Linked DNA regions of Homo sapiens: region 2 is linked to region 1. The links are chromatin loops, found by intact Hi-C in ENCODE. Cell type or tissue: heart left ventricle. All regions are shown on one strand.

What was found. Peaks named below come from ENCODE experiments on the same cell type or tissue, not always from the same donor. Only the 100,000 strongest peaks of a DNase experiment are listed, where the experiment ranks them.
Region 2: it touches region 1 in a loop (4-fold over the local background); 5 of 110 quality-filtered maps call a loop at or near these places.

The regions. Positions count from the first base shown.
Region 1 is chr4:161,248,850-161,256,849 of GRCh38, reverse strand. LOC105377515 (a long non-coding RNA gene) reads left to right here and starts at 4,648. Exons shown (of 3, transcript XR_939409.1): 1 at 4,648-5,088. RefSeq lists a silencer at 4,056-4,105 and an enhancer at 7,069-7,238. In heart left ventricle, a CTCF peak has its summit at 4,127; no DNase peak of the experiment used is centred here.
Region 2 is chr4:161,639,145-161,647,144 of GRCh38, reverse strand. The region is part of intron 7 of FSTL5 (follistatin like 5); the gene reads left to right. Among named protein-coding and RNA genes, the nearest start is that of FSTL5-AS1, 380 kb to the left of the region's middle. In heart left ventricle, a CTCF peak has its summit at 4,132; no DNase peak of the experiment used is centred here.

The DNA.
Region 1 (8,000 bases):
AGCTTTCCAACTTTTCCTTTTTGAGCTATTCTACTGGAAAGTAGGATCTATGCTACTTCTGTGAATGGGAAGGCTTTACATATGTCTTACATAGCCAGAATTTAGTCTCAATATTGTCCCATCAGCAGGAAAATGGCCATTCGGTTCCTATGTTCTTTTAATGCACTTAAATCTGTCTCCAGTTAAAACAGTACTTAATTAATAAGGGGATTTTAAGTTCGGAAGTTATCCAAAAGCATTTGTTTAAAGGATAAATGCTTTAGCATGGGCCATAACAGCAGGCAATCTAGCACATTGTCTCTGTTAAAGGAGTCTTGCCCAAAGGCGACACAGTCTCTCTGGAGATCCATTTTTTGGGGAGCCAGGCAAATCCACAGGTTTAGGAAGTCAAAGGGGAATCACACAAGGCAGATAAGCTAAGGTTGTGTGGGTAAGCGTGGTTAGCCCCATCACCTAGTTCATCCAGTTCCATGGCTTGCAGGACCACGCCTTCAACCATGGACAGCACATTTAACATGGTGTCGGGATCCAGAAACCAGGGAGGGGAAGCAGTCAGAGAATTCTCCCTGTCTTCTTCTCTGCTCTGGGTTACACGGAAAGAAAGGAGACTAAGAGGACACTTTTATTCTCACTTCTTTTTCTAGATGAGTAACAGATTATCTTCAGCTTGCAACCCTCTGAAGTGCAGTCTAAAACACTGGAACTTCCTTAACTTCAGGAATTTGAAGAGGAAAGTGACTAATTTGCTCTTGCAGAAGGGCATGGCATTTTTACTAAACCTTTGCAGGTGTTGTAAGATCAATCCAGCTCTTTTAGCAATCGTTTTGGGTAGGCCCAGAGGGAATGGTTCCCCATAATTAAAAAAGCAACTTCCAGGGGAATCATCTAAGAATTCCCTCTTATTTGGGGCCCCCTCAAGTTCCATTCTCATAACAGAACCTTAGGCAAATAAAAGGAAACTTAGGCCAATTTCCTAAAGACCATAATAGGTATACAGAAGTTTTCCAAAATTGATCTCAGGTGTTTAACCTCACATAAAGGGATGTTACGTTGCTTCTAAACCAGACCCTAATGACAGCTAAAAAGCAGGCAGCTCTGCAAGCAGCAAAGAATTTTGGAGATATGCAATATATCTCCTATAATACACTAAAAGAGAAAAAAACAGATAGGAAAAGCAAAAAAAAAAAAAAAAAAAAAAAGACAGAAAAAAGCAGAAACACCATTCCCAATAGGGAGAGAAGCAGTTCTAGTAAACAACCCTGATTGAAACCCCAATAGCCCAGAAAATAAAAGGAAAAGGAAGCACTTTTTATTATCCATTTTAAAGGGCCTATGGAAGGCCAAACCTCTCAATTATTCTAAACTGTGTATAATAGGCCAAGAGCCAAATAAGAATCCTGTAGCCTTTATGGAAAGGCTAAGAAAGGCACTAATGGAGCACACATCCTTATCCCCTGATTCAGTCAAGGAGCAGCTCATCCTGAAGGACAAGTTTATTACACAGGCAGCTCCCAATATTAGAAGGAAGCTACAGAAGCAAGCTACAGGACCAGATAGCACCTTAAGGGACCTCCTGAAGGTGGCTACTTTGGTCTTTATAATATGGACCAGGAGGAGGCCCAAAGGAAAGGCAGAGCATTCAGGATAGGAACAAAGCCTCTGGTAGCAGCTTTGCAGGCTTGCAAAGTCCAGGATCCCCAAGGTGCATTTGCTAGTTGCTATCAGTGTGGCAGACCAGGGCATTTTAAAAAGGAATGCCCAGGCAGCAAGACAAAGCCACCTCAAACCTGCCCAGCCTGTGGTGGAGACCTCTGGAAACTGAACTGCCCCCAGAGACAGAGATCACTGGGTTCAGAACCAGTCTCTCAGGTGGTTCAGCAGGACTCATGGGTCCCAGGGCTCAAGCCCCAGTTCCAGTGGCTCAAACTGCCATTATAGCACAGAAGCCCCAGGTGATTCTGGAAATTAAAGGAAGGAAAGTAAACCTCCTTCTAAACACTAAAGCTGGTCTCTCTCTTTTCTCCTCTCTAATCCAGGCCTCCCCTCTTCCCATAGCATGACTGTAAGGGTCATCTCAGGAAAAACTCTAATCCAATATTTTTCTCAACGTTAGTTGCAATTATTTACACATGTTTCCAGGCCATAGTCACGATAGCACTACTAGTCAGAAAAGCCTCCAAATTAGCCCTAGGACATAATTTAACTGTTTACACTCCACATAAGGTGGCAGGATCACTGTCCTCTAGGGGGAACTCTTAGCTAACAAACAGTTAGTAAAGCAAGCATTCATAAGGTGGGATAAGCAGTAGTCGCTCTAAATAACATCTCTCCCCAGCCAGAAGTACTCAATTAGCTGGGCTAATTGCTCTTTAAAAAAGCACTTAAATTAAGCAAGGGAAAGGTAGCTAACAGTTACACTAACTCCAAGTATGCTTTCCTAATTTTCTGTGCTCATGCTGCCATTTAAAGGGAAAGGCATTTTCTTATCACCCATAAATTCCTATAAAATATCACCAGGAAATTAACCGTTTATTATCCTCAGTTTTTCTTCCATGAGAAATATCAGGGATGTGTTGTAAGGAACATCAAAAGGAAACAAATAAGGTAGCTGAAGGAAATAGATTAGCTAATCAGGCAGATAAGTCAGAGGCAAAAAGCCTCAAAGCGTTAGTACAGTTCAAGCCCCTTCTAATCTAGGAAGGCTCCGTAAGAAAAATTAAACCTCAGTATCCCTTACAAAAATAAAATAGGCCACTTGTCAAAGGCATTCTTTTAAGCCCTTAGGATGGCTACAGTCAGGATGACAAACACTATTTGCCAGCCTCCAGCCAATGGAAAGTCCTTAAAATCCTTCACCTAGCTTTTCACTTGGGAAAGGATAAAACTTCAATGTGCTCAGAGATTGTTTTCAGGCAGGAAGCCTCTAAATTGGTTAAGCATGTAAACTTTCTAGCTCACTTCCAACAGAAACCACCTGTATTTAACCCAGGAAATTTGGTATTAGTGTAAACTCTCATCTCTGTCTCCTCCCCTAACCCAACCTGGGAAGAGCCTTACACTGTTTTTCTTTCAACCCCCTCAGTAAAAATTACAGGAATCGACTCCTGGATACATCACCCTCAAGTCAAGCCCGAAGAGCTTGGGAGCAACCTCTGACAGCCCAGAGGAACGTCTTGAATATCAGTGTAAAAAAATAGAAGATCTTAAGCTGAAAATCATAAAAAATAAGTAACTAAGGGCTACCCATCTTACTCAGTCCCACTCCTACCTCACCAAATATTTTATTGTTTCTACCCTTTCCTCTCAAATTCACCACCAAATATTACAACTTCTTTTTAACACATATTTATAGGAGATTTTCAAATATACATAGGATCACATTTGTAACTTTTTAAATCCCCAAAGGAAAATGTTATATATTGGCAAGTAAAGTTTTAGAGAAAAATTATTTACTACGCCACTCTTGTGGGAATGATTATAGTCACGCTATTATTTGCAATAGAACTATACACTGTGGCACCTACAATGTGAAATTCTCGTTATAAAATTCTAATTGCTGTAATATTTTGCCTGATTATTATCCTTATAACAGGATTAATAATTGCAGAAAAAATTAATCCAGATTGTTTTGCTTATAGCAGAAGTAATAGTTACTGATAAGAAATAAGCATAAAAGTTTTACCATCATTAAGTTTAATAAGATTTTTTACTGAAGTTTGGCAGTATAATGCACTCTAAGCTATGAAAAAAATGTTGTAAAGAAAGAAATTTTATGTAAGGAAAAATTTTGTATGGTAAATACTTGTCCTAAAAAGAAATGACTGGTTGTTTAAAGAATGAGTATTTAAAACAAGTAAAAACGTTTAAGTATGTTGTAACAGAGTCTATACAAGTCATAAAACAATTCAATAATTAAAGAAAAGGAATTGTCAAAATTAATGCTAAAGTTATTTTAGCCACCCAATAACGTATCTCTCCCAATCATATTACAAGTTATAAAAATGGCCTAAGCCTAAGGTTATTCTCTAGTGGCAAGCCAAGGGGAAATGTATGCGTTTCTCAAGAAAAATGTTACTTTCATATTAACGTTTCTGGTAATGTACAGCAGCATCTAGTGGAGGCAAACCAGTATTGCAATCCACTGGTATAACTAACAGGTGTCAACAGGTATAACTAACTGGTATAACTAACAGTTAGACTATAACTGTCAGTTATAGTCTAAAGGACCCCTATTAATGGTGGTAATCTTAATGCTCGTATTCAAACCCTGTATTTTAAACCTTCTTGTCGAATTTATCACTTTTCACCTAGAAGTAGCCAAACTCCAAACGGTGCTGTGAGCAGAGCCACACATGGACACAGCATTATTCTGAGAACCCTTAGATAAACCTCAGAAGGCCAAACTGCTGAACCCCCTACACAACACCCCTTTTCAGCAGGAAGTAGCCAGAAAGAATCGTCATCCAACACCCCCTAACAATAATTAGACCTACTTCTCTTTGAGGGGGGAATAATACAGGAGTTATTAAGAAATTATTTTAGGCAGCTAGATGGGGTAAACGTTCTCGGTGGAAACTAAAAAAAAGTTGGCTTAAAGAGCTAGACCGGCAAACTTTGATACGCAAATGCCGGAAAATAGAAACTGGGTCTACCCAACATGGTGATTCCCACCATCTTCTCCTTGTCACCTGGTGTACCAAGTGTCATGGCTGCCCCCACGTAACGCCATGTGTTCAAAACATCATGTTGACCTGTATTTGCATATTAAAGGCTAGGGTGGGAGGGCAAGGTTTTTTCGGCTACGTGAACGACACATCCGGTCAAACCAATCCCCTGAGCCCTATGCAAACCAGACACTGCCTTCTCCAGCTTCCGGATATAATGGACTGCCTTTCCGCTGCACACAGGGTTCCTCTTTGTTCTGAGCCCCTGTCCCTCTGTCTCTGTTTTCTTCTGTCTTTCTTCTTTCTTGCCTGTTAAACTTTTTACTTCTTAACGACCACTCCACATGTGTCTGTGTCATTACTCCTAATGGCACAAAACTAAGGACTCTGGTGTTCCTGCAGTCATGGAAGCTGCATCACTATTGTGAGTGGAATGACTTTTTTTTTTTCGATTGTTAACTGTTGGTGTATGGATATAATATCTATTAGGCATATATTGTTTACAGTTTAATTCCAGTCTTTTATTATCTTTTCTGTCTTCTGCCTATTTGTTCTACCCCTTATTAAAAGGTGGATATTTGAGTCTCCAGTTATTACCGTTAAGCTATCTATGTTTTCCTTCAGTTCTCTCAGTTATTGCTTCATGCATTTTAAAGCTTTATTAGATCCTATAGGTTTGTAATTGTTGTCTCTCCCTAATATTTTGACCACTTTATCACTTAAAATGTCTTTCCTTCTCTCTAATAACATTTTTTTCTCAAATTGTATTTTTTGTTATTAATAAGCCATTCTAGGTGTCTTTTGGTTACCATTTGAATTATATATTAATTTCTACCCTTTAACGTTTAACTTACTTGTGCCTTTTATATAAAGTGTGTCCTCATACATAACATATAATTGGATATTTTTTCTCTTTCTTTCAATACATATCTTTTGATTGGAACGTTCAACAAATCTACATTTAATAAAATTACTGATAAATTAAGATTAGTTGTATTATTTTATAAATGTTTACATATGTGTGTATACATATATATATATATCTCACGTTTATTTTAAATTTTCTCCTATTTCTATTTCTGCCTTCTTTTACGTAAAATAAACACTTTTTAGTTCTCCATTTTATTTTCCTTGTTTTTCCTTTTAATATATATTGTGAGATATTTTCTTCATGATTGCTCTGGGATTACAATATTTATATCTACATAAAACTGTATTTTTTGAGGGATTTTTTTTTTGCTGGGTGTAATTATTTTAGGTGATGATCTTCCCCTCCTCTCCTCTCGTCTCCTCTCGTCTCCTCTCGTCTCCTCTCCTCTCCTCTCCTCTCCTTTCTCATTCTTTCACCCAAGATAGAGTGCAGTGGCACCATAATAACTCTGGGCAGCCTTGAACACCTAGGCTCAAGCAAAATTCCCACCTCTGATTCTCAATTGGCTGTGACTACAAGCATGTGCCACCATGCCTGGTTATTTTTCATTTTTTATTTTTTTGGTAGAGATGAGGTATTGCTATGTTGTCCAGGCTGGTCTGAAATCCCTATGCTTCAAGAAATCCTCCTGTCATGGCCTCCCATAGTGCTGAGATTATAGGCATGAGCTTCTGCCCCCAACCTGATGATGGTCTTTTTCTTTTTCAACAATTTGAATATGTCATTCAAAAACAACGGCTTTCTGGTGTCCAGTTCTTGTGAGAATGCTGCTGTTAGTGTTATTGTGAATCCTTTGTATGTCATGAGTTCCTTTCTCATGATGCTTTCAAAGGTCTCTGTTTTTGGCTTTTGAAAGCTTGACTAAAATCTGTCAATGTGTAAATATGATAACAGCAGTTTCCTGTCTGGGGTGGCTGCTGCCATGATGCCAGCTGCAGTAAGGGAGGTGCAGTGGGGGCTGCGAGTTCCATGAGCCCACAGGAACTGGGAACAGGTGGAAGCCCTGCTCACTTCCAAGTTGGAGGGGCAGCAGTCCCGCCCTCCCACGTGGAGCTGCAGCTGCCCAGTGACAGCTGGGAACCCAGGCATCTCTGCAGTCTCAGAGGCCTGAGAAGCCCCATTTCCCCAACAGGCTCAGAAGTGTCTGCTCCTGCTGCCTGGCCTCTCCCCACTCCTAGCACCTGATCCAATTTTAGAGCAAAGTTGTGGCCAAGCATGAGCATTGTCGTGACCTGGCCAGGTTTGCACGTGCTTGGGGCAGTGCTGACACACCAGCCCCCTGCTGCCTCAGCTTCTTCCGGACTTTCAGCACCAACGAGCATGGGGAAGCTGAGGGAGAGCTAATGGCGGCTCAGTGTGGGCCTGCAGGCACCCATCAGCAGGAATAGCCTGGGCACTATGGCACTGTAGATGGCAGGCTAATGGCAGCAGGAAACAGGCTCCTGGCTGGAAAGGAGCAGGTCTCTGGTGAAGCCCCACCTTCAAGGCAGGGATGGCCTGAAGCCTGGGGGCTGAGCTGTCAGTTCATGGACCTGAGTTAGAACTTATGGTGCTTTTTCTGGGCCCGCCCATGACTGCCCATGGACCAATCAGCACACACTTCCTCCACTCTGAAGCTCATAAAAACCCTGGACTCAGCCAGACTTGAGCAGTCAAATGGATGACCTGCCTACGGAGAGGAGCTTCTCACTGTCGGTGTCCTCTGAGCTGTTCTGTGTCTCAATAAAGCACCTTTTCACCTTGCTCAGCCCTTACTTGTCTGTATACCTCATTCTTTGTGGAGGCAGGACAAGAACTTCGGACCCACTGAATGGCAGGGCTGAAAGAGATGTAATACAAACAGGGCTGAAACACCTTGCTCACCATTTCGCAGGCAATGAGAAGGAGAGAAGAGAGAAGGAGAGAAGAGCTGCAACCTCTTGGGGATCCCAGACCTAGGAGCTCTCCAACCCAGGGCTGTGACACCCTCTCTGGGGCTCTGTGGCTCCTGGCTTCTGGGTGCCATTTGTTCTCCAGTGCTAGCCATGGAAGCTGATTGCAGTACTCCTGGTCCAGCTGTAGCCTCACAAGGAGCTGGCACCTGTGCTGGTGCCTGGAGCTTCCTGCCCCACTGCAGCCAGCATGCCTGGCTGTGCACAGTGGCTGGACCCCATGCTCACTCACTCAGACACCCCTCGCCATTCCTTGCCTGGCTCGCCTTTGGCAGATGTGGGATCCAGGTGGGTAGTGTGGGCCAAGCAAAGCCTGCCAGGCTGAATCTGCAGAATGAGCCTAGAGGGCCTGAACAAAAACTTGAGCAAAGGTGCTACTGGCCACAGAGGTTTCTGGCCAGAAAAGTGACACCCCAAGGATCCTGTGACGCATATAATTGAATTTATATTACTTGGAATCTTTGAATTGCTTGA
Region 2 (8,000 bases), 390 kb before region 1:
TAAATAAAGACCTGTCACTGTAAAATTCCTAAATGAAAACATAAGGGAAAAGCCTCATGGCATTGGTCTTGGCAGTGATTTCTTGAATATGACACCAAAAGCACAGGCAACAAAAACAAAAATAGGTAAATGGGAATACATCAAACTAAATAGTTTCTGCATAGCAAAGGAAACAATCAAAAAGTGGGGAGGCAATGTATGGAAGTAGAGAAAATATTTGCAAACTGTATATCTAATAAAAGGTTACTATTAAAATAAAGAACTCATACAACTCAATTGCAAAAACAAATAAAAATAGTAATAATAAAAACAATAGTAACCTGATTAAAAGATGATCATTTGTATGGTAATTCTCTTTCTGCAAGTTATGTGGAGTGGCTCATAGCATATACAGTTGATCTATATTTAAAGCAAGGCATTCTGTTGAAGAGAAAAACACAGACAGATAATAAACAACTGAAATTATAATTTTAATTCAACCAGAATTCAATTGCAGGTGTGGCAGCTTGCCATAATAATTTTTTGTTTGTAAAAAGATTTTCTGCAGTGCATAGCTAGCTAGCAAAATTAGCAATGGGAGAAAATATATCAAAACATAATGCAATTTTCATAATATGTCTGGATTTTATATGTCATTACATTCTTAATAGAGAATATTATATCTTATAAAAAAGGTTTCAGAATATGTACTATACTTCAAATTATAAGTAATATACTCAAATCATATCTAGATTTCAGAGACAGAGATTTTAATAGTTGAGGCTTCTAACTAAACTGCTGAATTTTTAATATTTAAAGCAGTGAGAAAATACAACTTTTCTACTTAAAAGTATAAAGTTAAAGTGTATACACATGCATAAATATATATAATATATGAGATATATAGAGAGAGAGCTAGAAAAAATATATATGAGATATACATTGTACATGATATATATTATACATGATATACATTATATATGATATATTATATATATATTATATATACAAATATATGAGAAAGGGTTTTTGCCCCTTAGGCTATTCATTGCTAACAGAACCCAAATTGTATATCATTGATAAAAATAATTTAATCTGCAAAATTTTTTTTAACATTTTAGAAAGCTAGAGTGTTATTTTTTAATATAGAGTGTATTAGAGGATACCATCAAACTCAGATATTTAAAAATACAGCTATTGACTTTTTTCTTCTCTAGACTATAAATAATGCACTTCTTATTCCACTTCAACTAAAAACGTAGAAATTTAATATTTTTAATAGAATACATCATTCACCGCATAATTTTTATCACTGATTCATTTTTAATATAGGCCTGAGGACATTGTGGCTCTTAAAATCCAAGTGGAATCAGAGAATATTTATGATCCAAAAGCTTCTAAGCCAAATAAAGCAGGGAGCATTGGCATAGCTGAGGAAGTTGGATTTCTGTCACAAATATAAAACATGGAACATGCATTAATTTTCTGCCTAAATACAAAAAACTAACGCAGGTCGTGTAGGTTCAATAGTAATTATTAAATTAGAGACATGGCATGTAATCATAAGTATTGTCAAACAGTGCACTGTTTTAAAATGAATATTCTTTCTAAATAACTTTTTACTCCTGATTTATTAGAGTACTGCATATTGTAATTCACTTCACAAACAAGTCTTAAAATCAGTAATTTAAAACGTATTTTTAAAGGTCTTTATTCATATTATTTTGGAACTTATTGGTGAAGATAACAATATATAAAAATACAATGTCCACGTGTAAGTGAGTGGCAGAAATATTTACAAAGGAGTTTGTGTAACTGGTAATTTTAAGTTTAGTTTCTAAAATCGTTTTTTAAAATATTATTTACATGTTCATAAGGAATATTAACATAGAAACATAATTTTATCATGACTTTCTTTAAATAATAATTTTGGCTAAATATCTATTCATATTTATTTTTAAATGTATAAAGCATGTGTTTCTAATTTTTTTTTTGGCATTATCTTTCTGAGCTCATGGCTACAACTGCTATGTTTACCCTGAGAAATTCCAAAGTTAAGTTCTACTTGCAATTTGCCTTTTGAGTCTCAAATTTTTTTATTTGAATATGCAAAATTACTAGAAATATTTTTATCTTAAACCCTATGTACTTGCAGTGTTTCTTAGTTAACGTAGGTATAGCTAGAAAACCAAGTCTGGCTAAGTTTTAACCCTCATTTTATCCTCAAATCTAATCTGTCACAAAATCTTGTGAATTTAACTTTTTCATTTATCTCAAATTCATTATGTCCTCTTATTTCCACTGTAGCTGCCTTAGTTTAAGGCCTGTCATTTCTCACCTTCAAACTATCCTTGCCTATGGAGACTTCTCCTTCGCTTTCAACCTGCACTTTATATTATAACCAGAGAGGTCTTCATAAAATTTACATGTGACCATTTCACTTTCCCTTTAAAATCCCTTAATGGCTTCTTCTAGCTTTCTGAGAAAAAAATAAACTCTTTAGCTTATTCTAGAAAACTTATTTCTCTATTAATTCTTCCTACTATTCTCCCATGTTCACACTTTACTGCAAGTTCTCCATAACACAAGCTGTTCTCTGATTCCATTGTTTTATTACTACTGTTCTTTTTTTTTTTTTTGAGACAGAGTTTCATTCTTATTGCCCTGGCTGCAGTGCAATGGTGCGGCCTCGGCTCACTACAACCTCCACCTCCCGAGTTCAAGTGATTCTCCTGCCTCAGCCTCCAGAGTAGCTAGGATTACAGGCATGGGCCACCACACCCAGCTAATTTTGTATTTTTAGTAGAGATAGAGTTTCACCACATTGGCCAGGCTGGCCTTGAACTCCTGACCTCATCTGATCTGCCCTCCTTGGCCTCCCAAAGTGCTGGGATTACAGGCTTGAGCCACCGTACCCAACCATTACTACTGTTCTTGAATACATTCTTCTCTCCCTCTCTACTGAAAAACCTTCTCTTGTCATTTTTATCTACCTAAATCCAGTGTGTCCTTCAAAAGTAAACAAACGCCTCTTGTGCCTGAACTTACTCTTTTTTTTTTTTAAAGTTCCTCATCAAAAAACTAAAGTACTTGTTACATCAGAATAAAACTGACTGTTCTCACTTTTCTTCTCTGGACTACAAACTCTGTGCAAAGGACCTTTACCAATTCAACTTTGTGTTATGATGTTTGCACTGTACTGACACATGGTAGGTACTCAATAATTTTTAAATGTGCAAATAACAAGTCACGTAATGGTGGTTCTTATATTTGCAGTTATGCATTGTTCAATTTTTCTGGACTATCTTATTTAAAATTTTGCTGAAGATTTTATTTTCTTACAGTAGCCACATGCAGAATTATCAATCAACTGATGTTTATTGGCAATCAATCATTTAAACCTAGCACAGTTCAACAATTTCTAGATTCAATTTCTTTAATAACAGTTTTCATTAAGCATATTGATTTTTTACTACACTTTCAATTTAATCTCCCATCATATGCAATAGAGTAGGCAAGAAAAAGATGAGGGGAAGTACATACATGATCGTTGTTTAATCTTCATGCATTTAACAAATATTGATTTAACTGCTATGTTTTTCTAGGCATTCAGCTAAATACTAAAGATACAACTGTAAGAGATAATATTCCAGTCTTCAAAATCTTACTGACTGAAAAGGGGAAAAAAAAAAAACTCCGTTACATTTAATACTGCAATATAAAATAATTTCAGAAACATATACACTATGGAATAATCAGAAAGGGAAGTCAAATATAAATGCTGAAGGCCATAGGACACTTCTAAGAACACACTGGTTTTTCAGTTTAGGTGACAGCCAGGTGAAAGAGTGTTCCCAGTAAAGGGAGCCACAGACTTGAGAGAGAAAGGTACATTCAGTGAAGTTCAAAGTCTCTTCTTATGTCTAAGAATAAGCTAAGATAGTGGAACAAGAATGGGCTTGGATATGAGAAATAAACTCATTTTTGCATCTGAGTATTGAACTGTACATCTATATTTAAAACATATAACACAATAATAGCACTTAATGAATACTTAATGCTTTTCAAACATTGTAAATTGCCATTTAAAAAAATATTAACTCATGTATTTAGAACAAGACTTATATAAACCAACATGTTTATACCCATACACAAGATGAGGTTTAAATTGATTTTTTCTAATTTTTAAATTGTGGTTGAATACACATAGCATAAAATTTACCACTTCATCATTTTAACTATAGAGGGCAGTGTTATTAAATACATTCATAATGTTATACAACCATCTCCAACATTCATCTCCGTAATTCTTTCCATCTTGTAAAACTGAAGCTTTATACCCATGAAACACAAATGCCCATTCTATCTTCCTCTCCACTCCTGGGAACCACCATGCTGCTTTCTGTCTGATTTTGCATACTCTAAGTAGTTCATATGACTAAAATTATACAGTATTTCTCTTTGGGTACTTATTTCACTTAGGATAATATCCTCAAGATTCATCCCTGTCTTATCAAATGTAAGTATTTAGTTGTATCTCCTTATTGTACTGAAACTTTTATTAAAATATAATTTTCTTCCTTATATATCGTAACCTTTTTAAATTTAATGTCTGTTTTGTCTAATATTTGTATATCCATCTTGCTGTATTTTGGTTACTATTAGCATATCTTCTTTCATATTTTCATTTCAATGTATTTGTGTCTTTCTAAAGTGAGTCTTTTATAGAAGGCATACAGTTATCATGATTTTGTACTTTTGCCAATATTTGTCTTTTGATTGGATATTTAATTCATTTCCATTTAAAGTAATACTTACATAGTAAAGGGGTACAAAATTTTACTTAGGCAAGATAAGTTCTGGAAATCATTTTTGTATATTGCCAGAACAATATGCTTATAGTTAACAATATTGTATTGTATACTTAAAATTGGCTAAGAGTGTCTTCGCAAAATTTAAGAGGCTTTATGTGTTCTCACTACACACACACAAAAAAAATAGTAGCCATGTGAGGTAATGGATATGTTAGTTAACTTGATTGTGGCAATATTTCACAATGTACACATATATCGAATCATCAAGCTGCATCTCTTAAATGTATAAATTTTTTATTTTTAACTATGTCTTTGTAAAGTTGAAATAAATTACTGGTAAGGAGAAACTTTATTTCTTTCATTTTGCTATTTGTTTTCTATATGCCTTAGAGCTTTTTTGTCTGTCATTTCTTGCGTAACTATGTCTTTGTGGGTAGTTGATATTTTGTAGTGAAAAGTTTAAATTATTTTTTCATTTTCTTATATATATAATCAGTACTATTTCCTTGTGGATACCATAGGAAGTCCATTTAACATCCTCAACTGAAAACTCTCTAATTTGGGCCAGGTGCGGTGGCTCATGCCTGTAATCCCAGCATTTTGGGAGGCCAAGGCGGGCAGATAACGAGGTCAGGAGATCGAGACCATCCTGGCTAACACGGTGAAACCACGTCTCTACTAAAAATACAAAAATTATCTGGGCGTGGGGGCGTATGCCTGTATTCCCAGCTACTTGGGAGGCTGAGGGAGGAGAATCGCTTGAACCCGGGAGGTGGAGGTTACAGTGAGCCGAGATCGCGCCACTGCACTCCAGGCTGGCAACAGAGTCTCAAAAAAAAAAACAAAACAAAACAAAAAAACCCTCTAATTTGGATATCTACCAACTTCAATCACATACAAAATTCTGCTCTTTAACAGCTCCACCTACCCTTTTGGTTGTTGATGTCATAAAATTACATCTTTTTACATTCTGTACCCCAAAATATAAACTCATATTTAGTTCAAATGAAGTAGTTTCCGTAAGTTATATGGAAAACGAAATGTGGAGTTACAAACCAAAGTTATGATAATTGAGCTTTTATCATGTAGAAATTAAAAAGTGGAGCTACAATGTCCTTGCATTTACCTTTATTGAGATTCTTATTTCTTTATATAGCTTTCAGTCACTGTCTAGTAACCTTTTTTCACCCTGCAGAGCTCCCTTAGGTATTTCTAGCAGGGCAGGTGAGCAGGTATCAAATTCCCACAGATTTTATTTATGTGTGGATGTCTTAATTCTCCCTTATTTGAAGGAGCTAAGCCAGATATAGGATTACTGGTTGGCAGCTTATTTCTTTTAGCACTTTGAATATATTAGCTTACCACCTTCTGGCCTCAATGTTCCTGATAAAAATAGCTGCAAACAATTGTACTAAGGATCTCTTGTATGTGATTCATTGCTGTTCTCTTGCTGTTTTCAAAATTCTCTCTTTGGCTCTTAAAGGTTTGATTGTAAAGTGTCTAGGTATGTGTCTCTTTGAGTTCATCTTACTTGGAGTTTGTGGAGACTCTTGGATGTTAAGATTCATGTCTTTTATTAAATTGGGAGAGTTTTCTGCCATTATTTTTTCAAATATTTTCTCTGCTTCTTCTCCTTCTGGAGATCCCACAATGCATGTGTTGGAACTCTTGATGGTATTCTACAAATCATGTAGACTTGGTTCACTTTTGTTCAATCATTTTTCTTTCTGTTCCTGAGGCTTCATGATTTACTACTATCTTAGGTTCAAGTTCACTGATTCTTTTTTCTTCCTGTTAAAATCTGCATTTGAATCCCACTAGTGAACTTTTCATTTTAGTTGCTATATTTTCAGCTCCAGAATTTTTTTCTGGTTTCTATTTAGGTTTCCTAATTCTTTATGGATGCTTGTTTATACATGCTTTTCTTCACGTTCTTCACATCTTCCTTAGTTCTTTGAGAAACTAGAAAACAATCGTCTAAAACCTTTGTTGAATAGATCTTATATCAGGTCTTCTTCAGGGACAGTTTCTGTTGATTTACTCTTTTCCTTTGAATGGGCCAGGCTTTCCCATTTCTTCATATACATGTTAAATTTTTAAAGAAAACTAGACAGTTAAATCTAATACTGTAACTCAAAACCAGATTCTCTTTCTTCCCCAGAATTTTCTTCTTTTTAATGTATTTATTGTTTTAGATTTATTTATTGTTGTAGGCTGTGTGCCAAAGATCTGTCTGAGATATAAATTTAAGATTTTCTAAGAATTTTTCTGAGCTTGTGCATTCTCCTAGGCACATCCAGACACTTTCTAGTTTTCTCTGTATGTAAATTTCCTTTGAAAATTCTTATCTTTAAAGTCTTGTTCCAAAAAGGTAAAAAAGAAAAAAATGAAGGAAGCAGGGAGGAAAAGGGCACTGACCCTTTAAATTATCTGCAAGTCACTTTAGCTGAGGAAGGGGGAGCTTGCAACATGGAGGGAACAGTGGCCATCCACTTCTTCATCTAAACCTGTGGGATCAGAAGCACGATTCAGAGTACAAATCCCCAATATTTCAATGACAGGATCCCCTTTCCCAGCCATGGCTCCTGTAAGCTGTGTGCAAGCTGCTTGTAGTAGAAATGTTCAGCTGCCTGCCAGGGAAGGGGTGGCTGCTATGACAATATAGCTGAAATTGACTGAAATTCATCTCAAATTGCTTTCCAAGCCTTCTACAGACTCTAGAATTTAAAAACAGTTCCATCAGACAGAGGCTGCCAGTGCAATTATTGTCTAGGTGTAGAGACAGGTTCCTGGTGCTTTGTACTCCACCATCTTCTCAGAATCCATTTAAATTGATTTTTAACTGTGTAATTGCAATAATAATTTATGTTTTTGTAGCTTATCTTCCTTTAGACACTTGGGTCATATATTTAGATGATAATGTAATTAAATAAATAATACACCTATAACGTTTTAAGCAATTTTTCGGTTCCATAGCACAGAACAGCAAGCACCATGGGAAGGATAGGTAGCTTATGCAAAGTGATCTTGCCAATCCCATCAAGTACATAATAATCATTTCACAATAGACTTTTCATTACCCTTTAATTACAGTTAGCTTTCTGCCTCACATTTTTAACAGTACCTAGATTGGAAGAGATGTATCTGCTCCAATTTTTTTTTTCAGAACTAAGAGGAAATTTATAGTGGTTTAATTGCTTAACAACT